Regions from separate parts of the Homo sapiens genome. Here region 2 is linked to region 1. Evidence: chromatin contacts called from ENCODE Hi-C or POLR2A ChIA-PET data. All regions are on one chromosome and are shown on one strand. Each heading gives the region's core, a stretch centred on a gene start or an enhancer-like site at or near the end of the contact. The rest is flanking DNA. Distances are from core to core; before and after follow the strand shown.

Region 1 (5,925 bases), core at 1,089-3,588:
GGGTTCAATAAACATTTGTTAAACAAATGATTTCTTAGCTCCTTTGTAAAAGACAAGAGTGTTTCGAAGCATTTAAACCTCTCCTTTTTTTTTTTTCTTTTTGAGACAGAGTCTCACTCTGTTGCCCAGGCTGGAGTGCAGTGGTGGGATCTCGGCTCACTGAAACCTCCACCTCCCGGGTTCAAGTGATTCTCATGCCTCAGCCTCCACCGGATGCTAGGATCACAGGCACACGCCACAACAACCTGGCTAATTTTTGTATGTTTTGTAGAAATGTGGTTTCACCATGTTGGCCAGCCTGGTGTGGAACTCCTGACTTCAAATGATCCACCCACCTCGGCCTCCCAAAGTGCTGGTATTACAGGCATGAGCCACCACGCCCAGCCAACATTTGAACCTCTCTGTAGTAATCTGACCCCAAGGTGAAAGTACACATATGAGATTTCTCATGTGTATTCTTCCCCCATATTATATAGCACTTATCAAATCGAATTTTAGTTATTGGTCATTGTCTTTCAGTGAGTTACTGCTTTAGGTACGAAGAGTGTCTTATTCATCCGTGCATCCTCTGTCCCCAAAGAGCATTTGGACCTTACTGAGAATTCAGCATGAGTTAACTGGGGTGACCTCACCTGCTGGGGTTGGGGGGCGGGGGGTTTGAATAATGTAGGAGATTGGGTTGGCATTTCTCTAGAACAGCACACAGGGCCCAGCTTTACACAAAAGAGACCCAATCATTCATTAAAGGGTAATTTAGGCCACATTCACCCAACTTGGATGAAAATTTCCAGAAAATGGAAATTCTGGCTTATTGTCCAGGTTGATTAATCGGTTTCAAATTTATTGGTGCTCATTTTGCTTGAATACTTGCCATAGACATGACAACATGTCCCTTTCATAGAAACGACAAATTCCACTTCAATTCCACAGCCCTTCATCAAAAACCCAGAGACAGCCTAAATCCTAAATCGTGCAGACAGTCATTAATACAGCAAAGCATATGCGTAATGAAGTCATTTGCTCCTCTGATCTATGAAATTCGGCTCGGTTACAAGCTTCCCTAGATAACCCGTTCAGGAACAGCAAGGGCTAGACAAACGTCCTGCACTTCAGTGATCAAAAAAAAATTAAATTAAAACCCAAATCATGGCAACCCAGAGGTGAAAAAATAAGTTGGAAGGCCTCATTTCAGAGTATGGACTCAAGCTGGCAAGCCAGGATTCTGATCTGGGCTGCCTCATTTACTACCTCTCTACCAGCGTGGTTTCTTTTATGTCCTCCTTTCCTCATCTAGAAAATGAAGATAAAAATACCACGGAACTCACAGGGTTGTTAAGGAGCGTAAAGAGTTCATACAGTTGAAACTCTTAGAATAGTGCCTGGCACACTATAAAACTACATCATTTTAGAATTAGTACCAAAAAGACGAAAAAAAAATCTGTTAGGCAAGGGATCTTCAGAATGCCCCCTTTTAAGAAATTCAAAGACGCCCCCTACCAAAAAAAAGTAATACATTTTTTAAGAAGCTGTCATAGTAGCTTGAGAATCACAAATGGTATCAAGGGCCGTACGGAAACAAAGAGGAACTTCTACGAAGGGCTTGAGATATTCTTCTCCGGCCTGGTCATTACATTAAAAGCCCTCTCCGTGCAAAGTGACTGCGCCGTCTGTTTGGCCATCGATGGATAGATAAGCGGCGGCAGGATGTGTTAATTTCTTGTTAAGCGCGTGTGCATGTGCACCCGGCAAACAATAGGCTCCAGGAGGCAGAGCTGCGCCGCCCCGGCCCCCACCGGCGCCCCATTTCCGGACTCTTGGCCACACACATCCCCCCTTTGTTTTCCCGGGGCCGGCCGCGCGTGTCGCTGCCGCGGCCACCCCACCAAGCTTTTCCGCCGGCCGCGCCTCGCCAGGAGGCCGCGAGGTCGCAGGGAGGAAGAGCGGGAGGAAGCAGCGGGCGGCGGCGGCGGGGCCTGGCCAGGGGGCGGCGGGCGACCGGGGGACGGGGGACTGGCGGCCCTGGGCCCGCGGAAGCGCCGCCGCCTCCCGCCGCGCTCGGGGAAGGCCTGCGCGCCGCGATAAGGCGCTTCCCCGGCCCATTGTCTGCGCGCCGCGGACGCCCAGTGAAAGTTCTCCGGGCCCGGCGGGGCGCGCAGCCCCACCCGCACCTGGAAGCCGGCGCCCTCCGGGGACGCTGGCCACTGTGACCCCCACCCCCGGCCGCCCACCCTCCAAAAGCGGAAGGGCGGAGGGGTCGCCTCTTGGGTGTCACCGGCCGGCGCACTCCAAAGGACTTTTAAAGGAGCTTTGTTAAACGGATCCTAAGTCCAGCTATTTGCTGGGGAAAATGCCTTTGGCTTCGGGCCAGGGCAGGTCCTCTCAGTTCTGGGAGAGTCAAGGCCACTTGCGTTTATGAGCCTCCTGGTTAATAAGTTACAAAAAGAAAAATGAAATGTGGAAGCAAGAAGTGTCATGTTGTACAAATTAATGTGCTTAATATACATACACGAGGGACACACATAAATATAATTTTGCTATTTACTAGCAGGATTTTTAAAAATGCCAGCTTTAAATTCCAAGCAATTGTGGTTGGAAATGAGACACATGTTGAAAGTTGCGTGATGTGTTTTTTCTTTCTTCATTCCGTTGAGTGTATAGCTGAGACCGTGTAACCTCATTTGGAGGTCACTGACGTTTTCAGTATAAATTTGAGACTCTTTATGTATGGCAGACCAGGACCAAGGGACTCTAATCCTTTACCCCCCACCCATGCCCCAGGCCGGAACCAGGATGAGCTGATATATGTGTATTTTTTTTTCTTCAGGGTAGCAGCATTTCAAGCCCATTCTCTCTATGTTGGCTGCTTCTGTGTGTTTGCCAGCTCTACAAGGATGTTCGTTACTGATCATTTACACAGAATACGGAAATAGCATAGAAAAGAACATCCCATTCATTCATACATCTATTATATATTGGACTAGTCCTATTATGTTTATTTCAAACAACCTGTCTATCATCTACTGCATGTAATACTCTAAATGAGCTTCTCTACTACAGTAAGGGCCTTTTAAAATACAAATGTCTCAATGGAAAAATATTCATCATCTATAGCACACCTGTCTGGCTGCCCAGTTCTAGCCCTGTTTGTTCACCGTCTTTGAGCTATTTGGTAACTCTGTAAATTATAGGTAACTGATAGCAGTGTCCTTTCTAGGATATAGTTAACCGAACACCACCACCTCCCTGGTGGAAAAGTTTCGTCTCCATTTACAATTCATCTCAACATTCTTTTATACATTTATGTATATTCCATATACATTTATGTTCTTTTGACTTTTCCTTTGAACTGGTTATGATATCTGCCTCTTTCCTTCGTATTATAGCAGTAACAGACATTCTTTAATATGTCTTCATATTTGTATCTGTATGAGAGTCATGATTTTATCGTTTTTTGAAAATTATCTTTTAACAGGCTTTCCAGTTATGTGTATCACAAATCAAAGGGAAAACAGGAAGGAAAGGCAGGAAAAAAAAATTAGTGACAATTTTAGTTCACAATCAGATGTAGGAGGTAAATCCATTAATTTGTTCATTACATATATGGAGCACTACCTGAGGGGTTATGACTGTGGTATGCTAATGCAAGGCACTTATTGTCTCTCTGAATTATTTTTATTAACTAATAAAAAATTGGAGGTAGGAAGAGCTCCAGAATTAGTGCCAGATCACTATTCAAGTCCTGATAGTGCCACTTACAGATTGTGGCCCAAGCAAGTTACTTAATCCTCAGAGCCTCAGTTTTCTTAGCTATAAAATGGGACTGCTAATAATTTCCTGCCCAGGATTATTAAAGGAATAAATGAGATAGTCTTTGTGAAACTGCTGCTACTGCATCTCTTGCTTAGGGAATATTGGTTGACTTTATATTGTATTCTGTTCTTTATTTGGAGTAAATACTTGGGAAATAGCAAGATAGTGTAAGATATCCAAACTGAGAGGCTACGAATATATAGTAGAAACAGGAGTTTGAGGCAGACATAAATTTAACTTTTAGGGTCTGTATTTAGCTGTGTGTCTTAGACCAAGTAAAACCATCCCTTTGAACCACTACTACCTCTTCATTTGAACAAAGAGATTAAAACATTTATCTGGGAAAATTGTGACGACTGAAAACAATAAGCACTGCCCAACAGAAAGAACACATTCAATCAATGGTACCTATCAATAAGACATTTCAAAATAACTAAGCTTCTAATTATAACCATAATGTGCAGTAATGTATTTCACAGACAAGTTGAATGCTATGATGCTATGATTCCTTCTTTTTTTTTTTTGGGTGGGGAAGGAGTCTCACTCTGTTGCCCAGGCTGGAGTGCAGTGGCATGATCTCAGATCACTGCAACCTCCACTTCCTGGGTTCAAGTGATTCTCCTGCCTCAGACTTCTGAGTCGCTGGGATTACAGGCGCTTGCCACCATACCTAGCTAATTTTTGTATTTTTAGTAGAGACAGAGTTTCGCCATGTTGGCCAGGCTGGTCTGGAACTCCTGACCTCAGGCGATTCGCCCACCCTGGTCTCCCAGAGTGCTGGGATTACAGGCGTGAGCCACCGCGTCTGGCCATGATTCCTTCTTTTTAAAGAAACCACAATAAATCAGAATTTCTTCTTCCAACTTGGATATATTCTTCCTGAAGTGGCTGAAGACTAAAGAAAGGAATCATATTCCCCAAACTAAAATGCTAAATCTGTACATGGAGAAAAGAATGTTAGTTGTCATCTGTAAGTGAAATCATTGGTGGAGCTTAAGAAATTAGAAGCTTCAGGAATCCAATAAAGAAATCCACATGGTTAAGTGCTTCCTTAACATTTCTTGGAATGTTGTCTCTTTTTAGTCTATGACAAGGATTTAGTATTCTATTACACTGCATCTGATGTGTGATAAGTGTGTGTCGGGGGAGAACTATAAAAAGAAAACATAATAGACAAGTAAAACCTTGATGGCCACAGTCCTTTCCAAGAAAAACTTCAAGTACCACCCTCCCACCTCTCCATGAATAAAAGCACAGTTAATTAGACTAAAGGTGGACACCAGACATTTAGACACCAGTTCCAAAGAGTAGCCTATCATGGATAAAAAGATGACAAATAGAACAATCAGATTCTCCTTCTGAAATTCAAATTGGAAAATAGAGAAGAGTCAAAGAATTGAGAGTAGACACTCAAAAAATTTAGAGGGCACTGAGAGGCAGAGTTAGGCACCTGAAGAATCAGGACAAACCCAAGTCATGAAGGAGTGTGAGCAATGAGCAAGTGGAAGGGGGAGTAGAAAAAAGTGAAACAGCGTCAAGGAAACCAATGGGCCACAGCGCTATGTGACAGAGACTGCTTTGTAGCTCCTTTTCCACAATGAGTTATCATCCTTGGAAGGCAGCTGCCCAGACTGGGTCAATATTTTCCAGTCTTCTTTGCATCCACAGAAATAGTGTGTGTTACCCCTGGGCTGGAATCTTTAGGGTGTGGGAGTGACTCCTCTTTCTTTATCCTTTCACACAGGCTAGACACCAAAGACCTCAAGCCCTAAGAGACCAAAAAGCACCAAGAAGGAAGGAGCCTGGTTTCCTGAGTCACCATGGGAGGAATGTTTCTTGGCAACGTGGCTATGATGCAGGATTTTTCTTGGCTCCTTTGCCAGGCTTGCAGCAGGGAGCACCCCGTCTATTCAGCTCGCCTGGGCCAAGTCTGGCTGGCACAGCAGCTCAGACTGCTGCTGAGCCCCAGCTTGCTTGTGTTATATCTTGTACCTGTGTTTCGCAGTTCTCAAGCTCTTGTCCCACATCCAAGAAGAATGAGGATATGCTGTCAATTGAAGGGTGAGAAGGGCAGAGAATAATTTTATCCAGTGACGGAACAGCTCTCAGCAGAGA
Region 2 (5,356 bases), core at 1,869-4,368, 460 kb before region 1:
TGGTGGTCTCGGCCAAATTCTAGTGAAGCTGAGTTTTCTCAGCACCACCCAGGATTGGAAGCAATCCTTGTAAAGTTCAGTTCCAAAACGCGAAAACAAAGTCATTAGGCTCACAATTGCTGTGAAAAGGTCAATGAAGGATGTCAGCAGTTTGGGTGGCCTGTGTGAGTGCCCACATTGGAAGCCTGAGCAGGACACCTAGATAACTTATGATGGTGAGGGCTATGATCAGACTTTCTTTTTTTCCATTTACATCGCAACTCGCTGCCTGCAGGCTCCCCAAATGTTCAGTAGAGAATATGCATGCTTTACTGTTGAATTGCAGCCAACGTGTCACACAAGTGGCTGATGACAGTGACAAGCAGTACAGAGCTGCCCATGTGGTCCTTGGGCGAGAGGAATTGGCCATGAAAATTTGGACAAGCATTAACCTTGAAAGCTGCCTGAAATTAGCATTACATAAATCTTTCTTCACATCCTCCATCTTTTAATATTTCATCCCAGCAAATCCTCCATTTTGATCCCAACAGGATGATAACATGTATAATATTAAGTTTATCTTTCCAGGAAAAATGAAGCTCAAGGCCTTCTAAAGCTTGAAAGTGAATGTCTTAAACCTGATTCTTAGGGCAAGTTCATTTCTGGGTCATATGAACCTTGGGAATAAAAGGGACTTTTCACTTCTCACTCATTTTCCGTTATAACTTTTTAAAAATATAAATTGTTTAAGAGAAACTTACATCTCTTTGAAATGAGAAATATCACGATAATAGTTTCTGAATGACCTCTGAATTTCTCTTAAATATAAGAACTTCTTTTATTCTCTCTGGTGGTCCCACCTCCTCAAAATTATTGCTCTTTGCTCCATCTCTTTCCCCATAAAGAAAAATTATACACAATTTTTGTATGATTCTATTTTGTATTTTCTATGGAGACTGTCATGGATATTAATTTCCTGAGATTTACTAAGAAATACAAAATCTATCAGTGGGGGCAATCGTCAAAAAATTCAATGTTTAGGTCAGTCTATGGCGTAATTTCTTATCATACTGAGATAAAATTTTTTTTTACTTTTAGCCTGGCATTCTTATCACATGCAAAACAGTTTGCATCCCATAGCAAGGAGAGTGAATGACCGTGGTCCCCTTAGATTATGGACATCCACCTTAATGTTCAACTTCCCCTACACGGGACAAAATCACCAACATCTTTAATGAGAGAAAATCCTTTATCGACTGATTCATTTCCATGTTTTGTTTCTGCAGCTAGACGGGATATCCTGTAAGGTGGTGAAAAGGGAGGGAAATTTAGTACTATCCGTTTGTGATTTGCCATCATCATTACTATTATTATTATTTCTACTCTCAAGTTAGTATTATGTTTATCTACTGATTTTCATATATAAAGTCTGTCTTTGGTAAATTCTTTTTCCTTCTCTCCCTTCCCTTTCTATATTACTTCAGAATTACTTTTGGCAGGATTTGGAGAAGAGTTTATCTTTGCTACATAAAAAAGTCATATCTTTTAATATTTGCCACTTTTGTTAAAACTAAATAATCAATTAGTTATTATGTACTCTGAGTTACTGAGTGAAAACCGTAGTTAAATTTACTGGCTTTATTTAAGCATAGGGCCAGTTGGGAAAATAGTTTTGAATGATTTTAAAAGAAGAGGAACTACCTATCCAAGCTGGAGAGAGAGAAATCCCAGAGTGTGAGTAAGCACAGAGAAGTTACAAGTGTCTCTTAGATGCTCACTAGTCGGCAAAAACCAGGAAATACATCTCCTACTGTTTTGTGATCACCCCTGGTTACTGTCGTAACAGGAAGCGTAAATGAGAGGCAGATGATGTGAGAACAGGACTTTCAACTGGGCACCAAGCCTTTCACATACCACACCCACCATGATACTTACCTTGGCAAAAAGATCCCAATTAGTCTACCACACTCATGCTTGAAACCAGCCACATTTACTTCTTATTATTATTTTATATGTATGTATGTATATATTTATTTATTTATTTTTGAGACAGAGTCTTGCTCTTGTCACCCGGGCTGAAGTGGTATGGCACGATCTCCGCTCACTGCAACCTCTGCCTCCCGGGTTCAAGCGATTCTCCTGCCTCAGCCTCCTAAGTAGCTGGAATTACAGGTGCTCGCTGCCACACCCAGCTAATTTTTGCGGTTTTAGTAGAGACAGGGTTTCACCATGTTGGCCAGGCTGGTCTTGAGCTCCCAACCTCTTGATCCACCCGCCTCGGCCTCCCAGTGTGCTGGGATTACAGGCGTGAGTCACCGTGCGTGGCCTATTATTTTTTAATATCTTACACTTTTTATTGAGATAAAATATACAGATACAGTATACCGTCTCTACCATTTTTCAGTGTACAGTTCAGTATTTATGTTCGGTTTTTTTTCCCATCATCCTTCCATCCCCCTTACCCTTCCAAGCCTCTGGTAACCACCATTCTACTCTGTCTTCATGAGATGCACTTTTTTCATTCCCACATATGAATGAGATCATGTGATATTTGCCTCTCTGTGCTTGGCTTGTTTCACTTAACATCATGGCCTCCAGTTCCATCCAGGTTGCTGCAAATTACAAGATTTCATTTTTTGTCTAGATTATGCAGATCTCTTGCCTTTTTGTCAAATACAAAATGCTACATGTCAAGGTAGCATACATCTTTGAAACAAAGCTTGAGGATTTGCCTATTATATACACTTTAGTGTTTCACAGACCCTAAGACCGGTCTTGGCAAACAACCACTCATCAACAAATTATGATCTTAAAAACAAGCACATTGGAAGTGAGGATAGGTAGAAAGAAAATTGTTCAACATCACCAGGGGGAGAAAAGCACTGAGAAAATTAACCAACTCTGAATGAACCAAAGACTTTGTTTTGCAAGGTAGATGGTCCCTGTGCTTCGATCTACTTATTTTTTGCATAATATGACTCGTAGAATGGCAGTCTGCTCTCAAATTAGTCATTTTGAAAGTAAGAAACAAATACATGAGCAAACAATCAGCCAAAAAATACCCTAAGTAAACAGACAATGGAAATGTGGGCTTAGGAATGTGGACAGTGTACCAGTAGGAAACCCTTAGTCCTGCTAGTCTGCAGTGCTAGGAAATGCCTCACTCTGCATTCCTTGGCAGTACGATCCATCCTTTCCTGGCAAAAGTCTTTCTCTCCCTTCCTCACCAGATTATAGTTCCTACATCCAATCCACCTCCTGCCTGTCCCCGGGATCCCTGATTTTTCCTTATGGGTCCTATGTCCTATAGCCTGTGTGGCTGTGACATTCAGGGTTCCAGCTTTGCTTTTTTCTAATCTGTATTTGCCTTCAAGATTGGACTAGAAGCCAAAGGGAGTTTTTGTTTACCTATTATCTACTCCTCTGATGATTTCATAGTAAGTCAATTTTCCGTGTGACTCCTTTTTTTTTTTCTTTTTTTTTGAGACAGAGTCTCCCTCTGTCACCCAGGCTGGAGTGCAATGGTGTGATCTCAGCTCACTGCAAGCTCTGCCTCCCGGGTTCACACCATTCTCCTGCCTCAGCCTCCCCAGCAGCTGAGACTACAGGTGCCAGCCACCATGCCCAACTAATTTTTTTTTGTATTTTTAGTAGAGACGGGGGTTTCACCGTGTTAGCCAGGATGGTCTCGATCTCCTGACCTCGTGATCCGCCCTCCTCGGCCTCCCAAAGCGCTGGGGTTACAGGCGTGCTGTGTGACTCTTAATCCTAAGTGCTACCTAAGAACTTATTCAACATCTTTTAATATAAGACATAGGATGTAAAATTAGGAGCACCCCCAAAATTTGCCTTTCACACGTCATTGGGAAGGCTTGTATCTGACTTAAGTCTTGGAAAAAGAACATATTTGCAATCTCTTCTAAATTATTGGAAAAAAATTAGAAAATATTTACAACCTCTCTTGTCTACCTCGTCTTCAAGCCATCTCCTCACCCCACACTCACTAACATGCGTGCACTATGGGGGCAAATATAGTGCATAACCAAGACTGGCTCACCTCTATTTGCCACCTGTAAATTCAATTTGGAATAACAGCATAATATGAACAGTATATTTAATTTCACTTATTAGAAAAATTCTGGCCAGGCGCAGTGGCTCACACCTGTAATCCCAGCACTTTGGGAGGCCGAGGCAGTGGATCACTTGAGGTCAGGAGTTTGAGACCAGCCTGGCCAACATGGCAAAACCCCATCTCTACTAAAAATACAAAAATTAGCTAGGCATGGTGGCATGCACCTGTAATCTCAGCTATTCTGGAGGTTGAAGCAGGAGAATCATTTGAACCCAGGAGGCGGAGGTTGCAGTGAGCCAGATAGCGCCACTGCACTTCAGCCTGGGCAGCAGAGTGAGACTTCATCTCAAAAAAAAAAAAAAAAAAAAAAAAGAAAGAAAGAAAAAGAAAAATTTCAAGGAACATTTTATACCTTGAAATATCTGTTTTGAATTCATTAATGACTGGGTTGGTTTATTATTATTATTTTAAACTAAATTGATAGAATTGATTGGTAATTTGGTTATTGAAAACATGAAGATTCTTTTGACAACTGAATCAAAGTATATTTAATTTTTTTAAAAACGGCTTTTCATTGAGCAAAAAAACCACTTTGAGAAAAATAGTCGGACTAAGCATTTTATATAATCAGAAAAGAAAAATTTATGCCAGCCAGTTCCTGATACCTCATTCCCTCAAACAACTAAAGTGGTAAATGGAGGCAATTATCCTAAACACCTTTCCTTAATTACAGGGACTCTGTAGGTAAGAAAGTTCTGGGCCTAAATTTTTGCAATAACTATTTTAATTTGCACTTCGTTTTGCATGTGATGACACAGCCTTAGCATTGTGGTCACTTATAATTTTGTATCCAAACTATGTAGCTAAACACATTTGAAAGCAGAAATTCATCAAAAAGGTATCTTAATATCACTGCTAACTTGATTTTTTTTATCTTAACTCTTTTTTATGGCATTTTCCAAATTTTCTATAATGAGTGTGCATAACATTTATAAATGGAAACAAATGAGCATATCAAAAATTATATTAAAATAAAATACCTTGAATTAATTTACGGAGTTTCTCAGTGGGTGGTCTGGGATAGGAGTTTGTTGCAGCCATCTTTGGAAAATACAGTCTGTCACAGAGCCCTTCTGTTAATATGTGGTACCTGACCACTTCCTCTCTTTGAAAAACCACAGGCTGAATGTTAGGAGACTTTTCTAGTTGGAAGATCTTGCACAAATGTGTAGGGTTGATTTCCATGAACAGGTTGTTCCCTGAAAGGTGAGCTGTCTTCCCCGGTCCGTTCCATGGGGCTTGCTC

The links. Hi-C counts contacts between places; a loop is a spot of excess contacts on that map. ChIA-PET counts read pairs that join two places held with the same protein, here RNA polymerase II (POLR2A). Pooled maps may share reads with other maps.
Region 2: a loop to region 1 is called in a map of endothelial cell of umbilical vein, with 18 times the contacts of the local background. The contact joins two enhancer-like sites. A Hi-C loop is called at or near these places in 1 of 168 maps with a recorded cell type or tissue (endothelial cell of umbilical vein) and 5 of 50 pooled maps. POLR2A ChIA-PET finds 5 or more read pairs at or near these places in 1 of 52 experiments (K562).

Annotation. Positions count from the first base shown.
Region 1 is chr15:94,841,129-94,847,053 of GRCh38, reverse strand. No RefSeq gene overlaps it. Among named protein-coding and RNA genes, the nearest start is that of LINC02852, 250 kb to the right of the region's middle. Within about 2 kb of position 2,338, at least 22 of the 41 ENCODE cell types and tissues checked have a DNase peak (open chromatin) inside an H3K27ac peak, as active enhancers do; they include endothelial cell of umbilical vein, where a contact is called at or near this core.
Region 2 is chr15:95,298,858-95,304,213 of GRCh38, reverse strand. All of the region lies in intron 1 of LETR1 (lymphatic endothelial transcriptional regulator lncRNA 1), which reads left to right. Among named protein-coding and RNA genes, the nearest start is that of LETR1, 26 kb to the left of the region's middle. Within about 2 kb of position 3,118, at least 4 of the 41 ENCODE cell types and tissues checked have a DNase peak (open chromatin) inside an H3K27ac peak, as active enhancers do; they include endothelial cell of umbilical vein, where a contact is called at or near this core.